2 separate regions of the Homo sapiens genome follow, and region 2 is linked to region 1. A link is a loop called in an ENCODE intact Hi-C map of the cell type or tissue named here. Cell type or tissue: heart left ventricle. All regions are shown on one strand. Links, peaks and the distances in the headings refer to the core of each region. The heading gives the core; the rest is flanking DNA. Region 1 overlaps LINC01550 (long intergenic non-protein coding RNA 1550). Region 2 has its middle 110 kb from the start of LINC02325.

The links. A loop is a pair of places that touch in the nucleus more often than their neighbours do. Peaks named below come from ENCODE experiments on the same cell type or tissue, not always from the same donor. Only the 100,000 strongest peaks of a DNase experiment are listed, where the experiment ranks them.
Region 2: a loop joins it to region 1, with 4 times the contacts of the local background. A loop is called at or near these places in 1 of 110 quality-filtered maps.

What each region holds. Positions count from the first base shown.
Region 1 is chr14:97,927,853-97,933,233 of GRCh38, reverse strand. The region is part of intron 2 of LINC01550 (long intergenic non-protein coding RNA 1550); the gene reads left to right. Among named protein-coding and RNA genes, the nearest start is that of LINC01550, 48 kb to the left of the region's middle. In heart left ventricle, for the core only: no CTCF peak of the experiment used is centred there; a DNase peak (open chromatin) is centred at 2,852.
Region 2 is chr14:97,342,220-97,347,600 of GRCh38, reverse strand. No RefSeq gene overlaps it. Among named protein-coding and RNA genes, the nearest start is that of LINC02325, 110 kb to the left of the region's middle. In heart left ventricle, for the core only: no CTCF peak of the experiment used is centred there; no DNase peak of the experiment used is centred there; H3K27me3 peaks cover 457 bases.

The DNA of each region.
Region 1 (5,381 bases), core at 120-5,119:
AAAAAATTAGCCGGACGTGGTGGCAGGTGCCTGTAGTCCCAGCTACTTGGGAGGCTGAGGCAGGAGAATGGCGTGAACCTGGGAGGTGTAGCTTGCAGTGAGCAGAGATCCAGCCACTACACTCCAGCCTGGCCGACAGAGGGACTCCGTCTGAAAAAAAAAAAAAAAAGAGAAAAAAAGAAAAAAAAAAGGCCCTCATGCCTACTCTCACCACCTCCAAATACCCGAGTTGAAGGTAGAATGTTCTGGCCTTGAATCAGGAGAGCTATTCCAAAGCACCTGTTGTACAAGAAGCACACTTCTCAGACTTTGGCAAGAAAAAGTCTTCCTGCCCTTTTAAATAGTCTTTGTGATGGTTAATATTAAGTGTCAACTTGATTGGATTGAAGTATGCAAAGTATTATTTCTGGGCATATCTGGGTATTTCTGGGTGTTGCCAAAAGAGGTGAACATTTGAGTCAGTGGCCTGGGAGAAGAAGACCCACCCTCAGGAAGACCCACCCACAACATGGGTAGCACCATCCAGTCGGCTGCTAGTGTGGCTAGTAAAAGCAGGCATGGTTGGGCGCAGTGGCTCATGCCTGTAATCCCAGGACTTCGGGAGGTCAGGAGTTCAAGACCAGCTTGGCTAACATGGTGAAGCCTCATCTCTACAAAAATACAAAAGTTAGCCAGGCATAATGGTGGGTGCCTGTAATCCAAGCTACTCAGGAGGCTGAGGTGGGAGAATTGCTTGAACCCTGGAGATGGAGCTTGCAGTGAGCCGAGTTAGTGCCATTGCACTACAGCTTGGGTGACAGAGCAAGACTCCGTCTCAAATAAATAAATAAATAATAAAAATAAAGTAAAAACAGGCAGGAGAAATGGGAGAAGATGACTTAGATCACCTCCTGAGTCTTCCAGCCTTCATCTTTCTCCTATGATGGATACTTCCTGTCCCCGAACATCAGATTGCAAGTTCTTCAGCTTTTGGACTCTTGGACCTAGACCAGTGGTTTGCCAGGGACTCCTCTTGGGTCTTTGGCGTTGGCCACAGACTGAAGTCTGCACTGTCGGCTTCCCTACTTTTGAGGTTTGGGGACTTGAATTGAGCTACTACTGGCTTCCTTGACCCTCAACTTGCAGATGACCTGTAGTGGGACTTCACCTTGTGATCCTGTGAGTCAATTCTCTTTAATAAACTCTCTTTTGTATATACATATATCCTATTAGTTCAGTCCCTCTAGAGGACCCTGTCTAATAAAATTCTCATATGTCCCCAACATGGGTTACATGTGTCATATGTGCCATCTCCTGTCATCTGCATCACACGTGCAGATCATTGTGTGGTGCACATCATTGGCCCAATGTTCCAGGAAAAAGCTCAAATTCAGAGAGGCTAAGTAACCACACAGCTAGTGGTAAGTTTTTCACCAAGGTCAGTTGATCCTCAACTCTGCATATTTTTCAGCCTTCTGCTCTATGCATTTCTCTCCACTGGACCTCCCTCCTCAGCTTTACATTCCATCTGGTTCCACAAGCACATATTTCCCTGTGCTTCCATAACATTATTTTTTTCCCATTTTTACACCAAATTTAAACCATCGGAGACTCATGTTCTAACATTTTTTCAGACAAAGGATTTGGAATGTTTGCAAGAGCGGTGGGGATCATAGACCATCGGGTTGTGTTTCCCCAGCAGGCATTCAGGCACTTCTTCAGCCAGCCTGGTCCTTCCTCTTGAGTGGTGTCTCCTCTGCTTTTTGCCCCATGTGGTTCTCTTCCCACACTGAGTCATTCTACATCTCTAGATTCACTCTGTACTCTCCTGCCTCATGCCTTCTTTCACTCTGGTCTCTTTTTCATAATATCTACCCCTTTCCTCAGTTTCATATTCCAAATTCCACCTGTTCATTGAGGCCTACCTTAAACGGCACCTCCTCCAAGAAGCCTTTTCCTGATTTATTTAAATGCAGGAATAATTCTTCTAAGTCAGGCATTGGCAAATGATGGCCTATGGGCCAAGTCCAACCCATCATCACATGTGTTTTTAAGTAAAGGTTTCTGGAACATAGCCAGGCTCATGTATTATCTAGAGCTGCTTTCCTGCCAGTGACAAAGGTATGTAGTCAAGACAGAGATCAAATGGCCAGCAAAGCAGAAACTAAGAAACTACTTACAAGCTTCCGTCTGTTTACAGAAAAGAAAAATTGCTAATCTTTGCTATAAGCTATAAACATAAAATGATTCTGTGACTTGTGAGAAATTTTTATGGCATGATTTGAGTGCTGCTGTTGATGAAGGCTGTGTGTGTGTGTGTGTGTGTGTGTGTGTGTGTGTGTGTGTCCACCATGGGTAGGAAGCTTCCAGGCTGGACCATTCCACATTGGAGGGAGCTCAGTATTATCTGTCAGCAGTGGAAAGACTACAGGTCCTTGAATCGGAATCAAAGGCCTATTACCTGTGCAACCTGGGCACATTACTCAACCTCTCTTTTCCTCAGCTTCCTCATCTGTCTCAGTGAGGACAACATTAGCAGCTACAGAGCTGCTGTGAAGGTGAAATGAAATAATATGTTCTTTGTTCTAGCACAATGCCAGGCGCACACAGTAGGTGCTCAAACAACATGTGTTCCCTTGTAACGGTAAAGAAACTCATTCCCATTTTTCCTGCCTTTCAACCACACCAGCCCTGTAATGGCTGGCTCAACCCTGAGGCCCAGGGCCTCCTCGACATAACGTGGAAATCCTTGACATTGAACCTGAAAGGGAATGGGGTGGGGGAGGTGGAGCTGGAGCCACCTTGGCCTCAGCCCGCCAGCTCATTTCACAGTGAGCCTCCCAATCCGCTAGCTGGAGACTTCCCGTCATTAAGAGCCTGGGCTGGGTTCCAGCTGGTGCCCTGGAGAGGAGAGGTTTCTTATCCCATTACCAGCCTCCTAAGCCAGCCCGTTCCCCCCAGGATTAAGATCTTATAAACATCAGCCAGTCCTCAGGGGTGATCCGCTGAGGGCCGCCCCCATTGATTCCAGATGGAGAAGAGACTTGTTTTGAGGAACAAATGTTAACTTTCTCCTTTCAGCAAGGAAAAAAACAACAACACAACCACAAAGAACAACGCAACCTGAATGTCTCACACAAACCAGGTGTTTTTCTTCTTCTTCCCAAGACTCAAAGAATGAGAAGTTATTTTTAGGGGGCTGTGGGCTGGAAGCACCATGACGGTGTGCCTTTTGTCCTTTGGAGTCTCCACCAGGGCCAGCGCAGAGATAAGGGGTGGGGCGGGCTCTGGTGGTTTCGGGTGAAAATCTGCCATCGCGGAGAGATGCCAGCAAGCAACCAAGTGGCAATCTTTATATGGAAGCTCTGCTCTCCAAGAAAGGTTTTAGTTTGCTTAATTTTTCTCCTATGGGTTGTGCGGCAACTCTTGTCTCTATCTGGGCTTTGTAAAACCCCAGCAGACCCTGATACGATGCTGTTCTTTTCAGTGAGAGGCAAACAGCCCATCTGCTGAAGCTTCCAACATCTTCTTCTCTTTCTGATGGAGACTCTTCTAGTGTATAAGCTCAGGCCACTGTTAACATCGGGAATGGTAGTAACAGCTCTCACCTTCGAGGACAGCTTGGATTACCACCTGCACAGAGCCCCATCTCTGAGCCAAGTTATGGTTGATTTCAATTCCACGTCACATCGACAGGGATTTGTTTTCACCTCCACATATATAAATACCCCAACTCACAATTTGTAAGTCACCTGGAATTTCTAATTTTAGAAGCACTTTGAAATATTTGAAACAGCTTGGGTTGTGAATTTAGACAACATAAATGTAGGCACCTTCCAGTCACTTTCTAGCTCTGTGACTTTAAGTAGGGCACACAGCCTCTCTGAGCCACAATTCCACCAACAGCAAGTGGGACTATCAACGTCAACCTCATGTGATTGTTGTGAGCATGTACAAAAGTGTTTACAAGATCCAAAAAGCTGTCCAGAGGGTCCCTATAATTGTTGCTTTTGCTAATGAAATGAGCCATCCTGTTCCCCTGGTCCCCCATAAAAGGACAAATGAGAGATTTTTTTTTAATGCACGCAGAGTTCAGGAAAAGGCTCATTGAATAAGGAGAAATAAAATTTTCAGACATGTGAACCTCTATTTCTGTTCGAGACCAAAAGTCACCATATATATAGTCAAGTCAAGCAGGTGTGGACCACAGTGGCTGAGACAGTGTTCTGTGTATCAGGGCTTATCAGAACCTTACATGCTCTGAAGTGCATTGTGATCTCCAGCGGCCCCTTCTTCAGAGTGATTAGGCCACTGGGCTGGCTGGCTAGATGGCCTCGGGAGCTAGTTGATGGTTCACACAAATCTCAGAGATAGGCGTAGAGTGTGTTGGTAGGAAATCATAATGATAAGGAGAATAACAATGTTAATACCAGGTTTTAGAGGTTACTATGTACCAAATACTGATTCAAAAAGTTTTCACGAATTAACTCACATAACTTCACAGGCATGGCTGTCAGGGGCACCCAGGATACTGTGGGCTACAAGGCTCAAGTCTTTAGCTGGAACTGCAAATGGGCACAGCTCCCAAATCTACTAAAGTGTGGCAATTGTGAGGACAGAGGCCTGTCCCTGTTCCCTTCTTCATCTTCTGTTCTGGCCCAGGGCTGGGCCTAGGGCAGTATGCAGAAAGTGTTGACATTGTTCTGGAAGTAAGAATGAGACGGACAAGCTCCTCTTTGATATTTGCTGGGGTGGAGCCCCCATGGAGGGCTGCCTCACTGGAGGGACACCAATTCTAATTCCTCCACTGAACATTCTTCTCTGATCTGTTTCCTGAACAGTAACTTTCGTGGCACCCCACTGCTAATTCCAGCCAGCAAAATACCTTTCTTGAGTGTTTAAAATGTCTACAGTATGGTCCTACTCACTGTCTGTCCCCATTTCATTGAACACTCTTCTTTTTATTTATTTATTTATTTTTATTTTGAGATGGAGTCTCACTCTGTCACCCAGGCTGGAGTGCAGTGGTGCAATCTCAGCTCACTGCAACCTCTGCCTCCCAGGTTCAAGCGATTCTCCTGCTTCAGCCTCCTGAGTAGCTGGAATTACAGGTAATCCTGTAATCCTGGGATTATCTGGGATTAGCAGGTAACCCTGCTAATTTTTGTAATTTTAGTAGAGACAGGGTTTCACCATGTTGGCCAGGCTGGTCTCAAACTACTGACCTCTGGTGATCCACCTGCCTCGGCCTCCCAAAGTGCTGGGATTACAGGCATGAGCCACTGCACCCAGCCTCTCACTGAACACTCTTTATTCCTCATCTTCATCAGCCTCTGAAAAAATATTTAACTTCAGACTTTGCTCTAGTATCCCTTCCCCACTGCCCGTTTTGCTCATCCCCA
Region 2 (5,381 bases), core at 97-5,096, 590 kb after region 1:
GCCCTGGTGGCCCTGACAGCCTCCCAGCTGTGGTTTTTATGACCTGTGGCTCAGGTGAGCAACTTCTCCCTTGCCCTGGATGAAGAAAGCTATGGGACAAAAGACTTGCAGCACTAAAATGGGAAAGTCCCAGGAAAACTGAGCTGAATTGGTTACTCTGCCTGTGTCCTACCCAAACCACCTCTCCACACTTTGGAGAAGGGCAAGGCCCAGAATTATGCATGGTCAGGAGGGTAGGCTGGGAGGTAGTGCCTTCAGGACCCATCATATATAACTGAAACCTTTCACCCAGAGCTGCCAGAAAAACAATTTGAGAGGTTGATTGAATTTTCTTTTTCTCGTTCTCTTTGTTCTTTTGTCTTTGTTCTCCTTGTTCTCTTTGTCCTTTCTACCATCCTTCAGTGACTTCCATTGCCTCAGAAGAAGGATCACACGGCAGAAAAGCAGACAGAACACTAGCGTGTTTCAAAAGCCAACATTGCGGACTCGCAAACACCTGAGTTTTGGGGTTTAAAAAATCTAAGATACAAAGAACTCAGTCTACATAATATATTTTACAAGCAACATGTTTTTAAAAAGGTAAAGAGCTGTGTTCATTTCCTACTGTGCCTGCAATAAATTACCACAAACTTAGTGGCTTAAAACAGTGCAAATGTATTATCTTCCAATTTGGGAGGTCAGAAGTCTCACATGGATTGCACTGGGCTGCAATCAAGATATCAGGAGGGCTGTGCTCCCTCTGGAGGGCAAATTGGAATCCCCATTTCCTGGTCTTTTTCAGCTTCTGGAGACCACCTTCATTCCTTGGCTCATGGCCTATCCCTGCATCTCCAAGTTAGCAGTGTAGCATCTTCAAATCTCTCGCTGACTCTGACCGTCATCCCATCTCCTTTCCACCCTCTGCTTCCATCGTGATGCCACTTTCTTCTCTCCGAACCTCCTCCCTCTCTTTTCTAAAGACCCTTGTGATTACATTGGGCTTACCTGGATAATCCAGGACATTTCCCCTCATGTCAAGATCTTTAATCACATCTGTAAAGTGTCATTGCCATGTAAGATAACATATTCACAGGTTCTGAGTATCAGGGTATAGACCTCTTTTTGTGGGAAGAGGAGGTCAATATTTTGTCTACCATGAAAGTCAAGCATCTTAGCCAACCTCAAATATTCTCCAAGGTGGAGGAGGGGGAGAGACAGCAGGTCACAGGGAAGGAGAGGTCCAAGGGGATCTAGAATAACAGGACTCAGGGGGGCGATGTAGACAGAGTTGGCATTTAGACCCTACCCAGCCAACTCGAAATGCCATCTGTTCCTAGTACCAGAGAGTTTCATGGGAGTCATGCCCAGGTCCACAGATGGTCCAGTCTTTAAGAGTACTATGCCCAACGCCAGTGTCCAGAAGACTTATTGATCACCCTTGCTACCGATGTCCAGCAAGAGACTTCTCCCATCAACTACAGTCAATATGGTACCCATTGACCATTCAGTAGGGGTAAGCCCATCTGGGCTCCATGGCTAAGTCAGGACCCCTATATAACTAACCCTATGTGGAAAACTTCCAGATTCAAAGGCTGAGGTTGATTAAAAGCTCCCCCAAGAACGTAGGTGGCATGCTAGACACAAAAGGAACAAGAAAAGAAAGAAGGAAAAAAGGAGAGAACAATATAAGAAAGAAAGAAAGAAGTCCTACTACCTCACGCCTCTATTTTGTCTTGGACTGAATTAAACCAGCTCAGAATCTCCCCCAGATAATGGTGAAATGATGTTTTGTCACAGCATCATTGGGTTTGTTAAATCTGAGTCTTTATAACCTCAAAAATATTAGGTTTCTTCTTCTTTTCTTAAACCCCTGCTTACTCTAACCCTTAAAACTCAGTCCTCATAATGTGCTTATGTCAGATGCCACAGTGCTAGGATGAAAAAGTAGGGAACTGTGTGAGTTAGGGGCACTGAAAGGCAAAGTAGATCAGAGAAATGTCTTAAAATTTTACAAACTATGACTCCTGGTCACTGAATTTTATTTTATCTTTTAACAAACAGAAGACAATCAGTAGAGGACACCAATGGGAATGCATCTCATGCTCAGCACACCTTGGGGAAGAAGCTCTTGGTAAGTTCAAGGTGCTATTCTCCTGTCTTTTTTTCACTGAAATAAAAATCTCAAATCAAAAGCATCTGTCCTTTTCCTTGTATATGTCAAAATGTAATTGGCAATGGTTGGGGTTTGTTGCCTTTATTGCTTTTAATAGCTATATAGCCACTGATTGCCCAAGCTGATGGTTAATTTAATTTCTGTCAATACAATATTGGGGCAGTCTGCATATTCAGACCATGATTAACTGCTGCAGGGTCCATAACACTGGTGTTATTATTACTGCATTTAACTACCTCTCGGGAGAAGACAAATTAAATTATGTTGAAAATGCTGTTGATTATCATTACGAACTTATTTGTAGAGCACAATTACTGATCTGTTGTAAAATAAATCAAATTTTTTTTATCATCTTGGTATAAATTAACTTTACTGTAGGAGAATGGAGAGTAGAGGCTGAAAGAATGTGGGCCACCTTGTATAAGTCAACAGAGCACTGAATTAAAATAATAATCACACGTGAACATAACATTATATTTTAATAACGAGCTACTTCATGACCAAGAGTGCCTCATAGATTATGGGATTTCAACAATAAAGCAGCAAGCACCATGTGTGTCATGTGCTGTTGACTCAAATGCAGGGTGAGGCCTGGGGATGAATTATTCCTGGGCTGTGACTCCAGTTCAATCTGAAATCACCACTCGAGTAAATTAAGGAAGGCGGCTTTAAGAACACAATTACATTAATAGCTTACATGTGATCATCATTTAGCTTTTGCCATTCCCTTACAATTTACTGGGTGCTATTATGCCATAATGCAAGTTAGGCCAAATCCATGGCCTAGGATCAATAAGCAATAGCCTGTCATGTTTGCATCTGCCAGGAGAGCCAAAGACACCAGGCCTGTGGGCCCAGGCCTCCTAGACTCACCGTCACATAATTAACTAACGTGAAAGCTCGGTCTCAAGTTACCCATTAAGTGCCAACAAAGGTAATACTATTGCATGCTCCTTTCTCTATTATTTTGAGCAATTTCTGCACCTTTAAATAACTAAGTGGATCAAACGATTGAGTAATTTGAATAAGAAATATATACCACAGAGCTCTTCTATTTAAATACACACGGCTGTGTGGCACAGCAGAGCGATACCCTGGGAGTTTAGCAGAATGCAGTTCAAGTCCACACCCTGCCATAGACAGTGTGATGCTGGGCAAGATGACCAATCCTGCTGGGCCTCAGTTTCCTCATTTGTAAAATGGGAATGTTTTGGCTTTGTGGTTTATCTGAGTGTGTTAATTTTCCTGTGCCGTGTAACAAATTAGCACAGACGAAGTAGCTTAAAACAATAACCATTTATTAGCTCACAGTTCTGCAGGTCAGGAGCCTGGATGGGCTCCACTGGGTTCTCCTCTTAGAGACTCAAAAGACTTACACCAAGGTGTCAGCCTTGGCCAGGGTCTTATCGAAGTTTCTAGGGAAAAATATGCTTCCAAACTATCAGAATTTAGTTCCTTGTAGTTGTAGGATTGAAGTACCCGCTGCCTTACTGACTGTCAGACCGGAACAGCTCTCAGCAACTGGAGGTTGCTTTCGGCGGCTCACCTGTGGACTTCTGCCACACCTCAGAGCCAGCAACTGAGGGTGGGATCCTTCTTGCTTGGAATCATCCTGACTTCCCCTTCTACCACCAGCTGGAGAAAACTCTGAGCTTTAATGGACCCTTAGGAATACAAAATCAATGTACAAAAATCAGCAGCATTTCTATATACCAATAAGATTCCAACAGACAGCCAAATCAAGAATACAATCCCATTTACAGTGGCCACACAAAAATTAAATACCTAGGAATATGTCTAACCAAGGAGGTGAAAGATCTCTACAAGGAGCAGCTACTATTTGCAGAACAGCGGTTATTCCAGACAGTTCAGTGGGCAATGTGATAAAGTAAGTTTTACACAAACAGTAAACTGTGATGCAGATTCTAAGGATTCCCGTTGTTCACAGGTAAACACTGAGCCCCACAGTAGAGAAGTCACCTATCCTGGGTTGCACTGCTTGTGTCAAGGCTGACACTCAAACTTCAATGTCTTGAACCACTAGCTGACTCACTGCTCATTCCCCACGATACATTTACATCAAAATCCTTCATGAGGTCATCCACCTGAGGCACAGAGTCTAATTCCCTCCAACTATGTCTTGGGAATCCTGTTTGGATTTCTGGTTCTTTCCTTAGGTAGATGTGCCCACCTCTTATTTTGCTCTTACATCAACTAAGCTGCACATGAATCCTTTCATTAATTATCAAGCACTGCATGAATATTCAACCACTTTTTGCAAAGGCTTTTATCCTCACAAGATTGGGCCAACAGCCCAGATGCTGCCCACATGAAGGTGGAGAACCAGGGCCATTGAAGTCCTCCTCACCAGGATGAGGTCTTGCATTCAGGTGATCATCTGCCATGTAACTCAAGGAGCCATCTGGATCCCTGCACTCCCATTCCCATTCTTTGTGGTGGAAAGTACTATAACACCTTTCACTGCCAATTCCAGCAATATCAAAACTAACCAAAGTTCACAAAAAGCAAATGCTAAATAAACCACACACTGAATAGAAATGTCAAGTAGAGAAGCCTGGAGTATCTTTTAATGGAGTTCTATCAAGATTTTTCAAGCACCTATTCTGTATATGACACTCTTATTATCTTGTCCCTAACCCAAGCTGAAATGTAGCCAAACCATTTGCTGGAGCTGAAACTCGGCATGCATTTCCACCCTCCACACATTTGCCCATGGTGTTCCTGCCACCTAAAGCACCACTTCCAGTATTCTTTTCAGGTGAATTACTACTCATTCTTAGAGCTCCTCCCCTGGCCCTCCCCACAGAGTAAGGATTTCCTTCACTGGGCTTCTGTGGTGGGCTCTCAGACCTGTATGATAAGTCCTGCCATATGGTATTGTCATTGTTGGATTTCTCATGCTGCGTTTCCTAAAGGCAGGCACCATATCTGCTTGTCTTATTCGAGAACCTGGCTCAGAGAAGCATTCAGTAAGTGTGTACAGAATGAAAGAATGGAAGGAGATTGGGTACCTGGGAAGTGGTCCATGCACCATAGGTTGACAATTGGCAGTATTGCTGTGCCGCTGATAAAGGCCAGAACCTAACCATGTTCAGTCATTCATTCCTCCCTCCCTTCATTCATTCATTCAACTGTATTTACTGAGCATACTCTTTGAACCAAATATGGTAGAGTGCACAGGGGAACTGATACAGTGAGGAGTGGAACT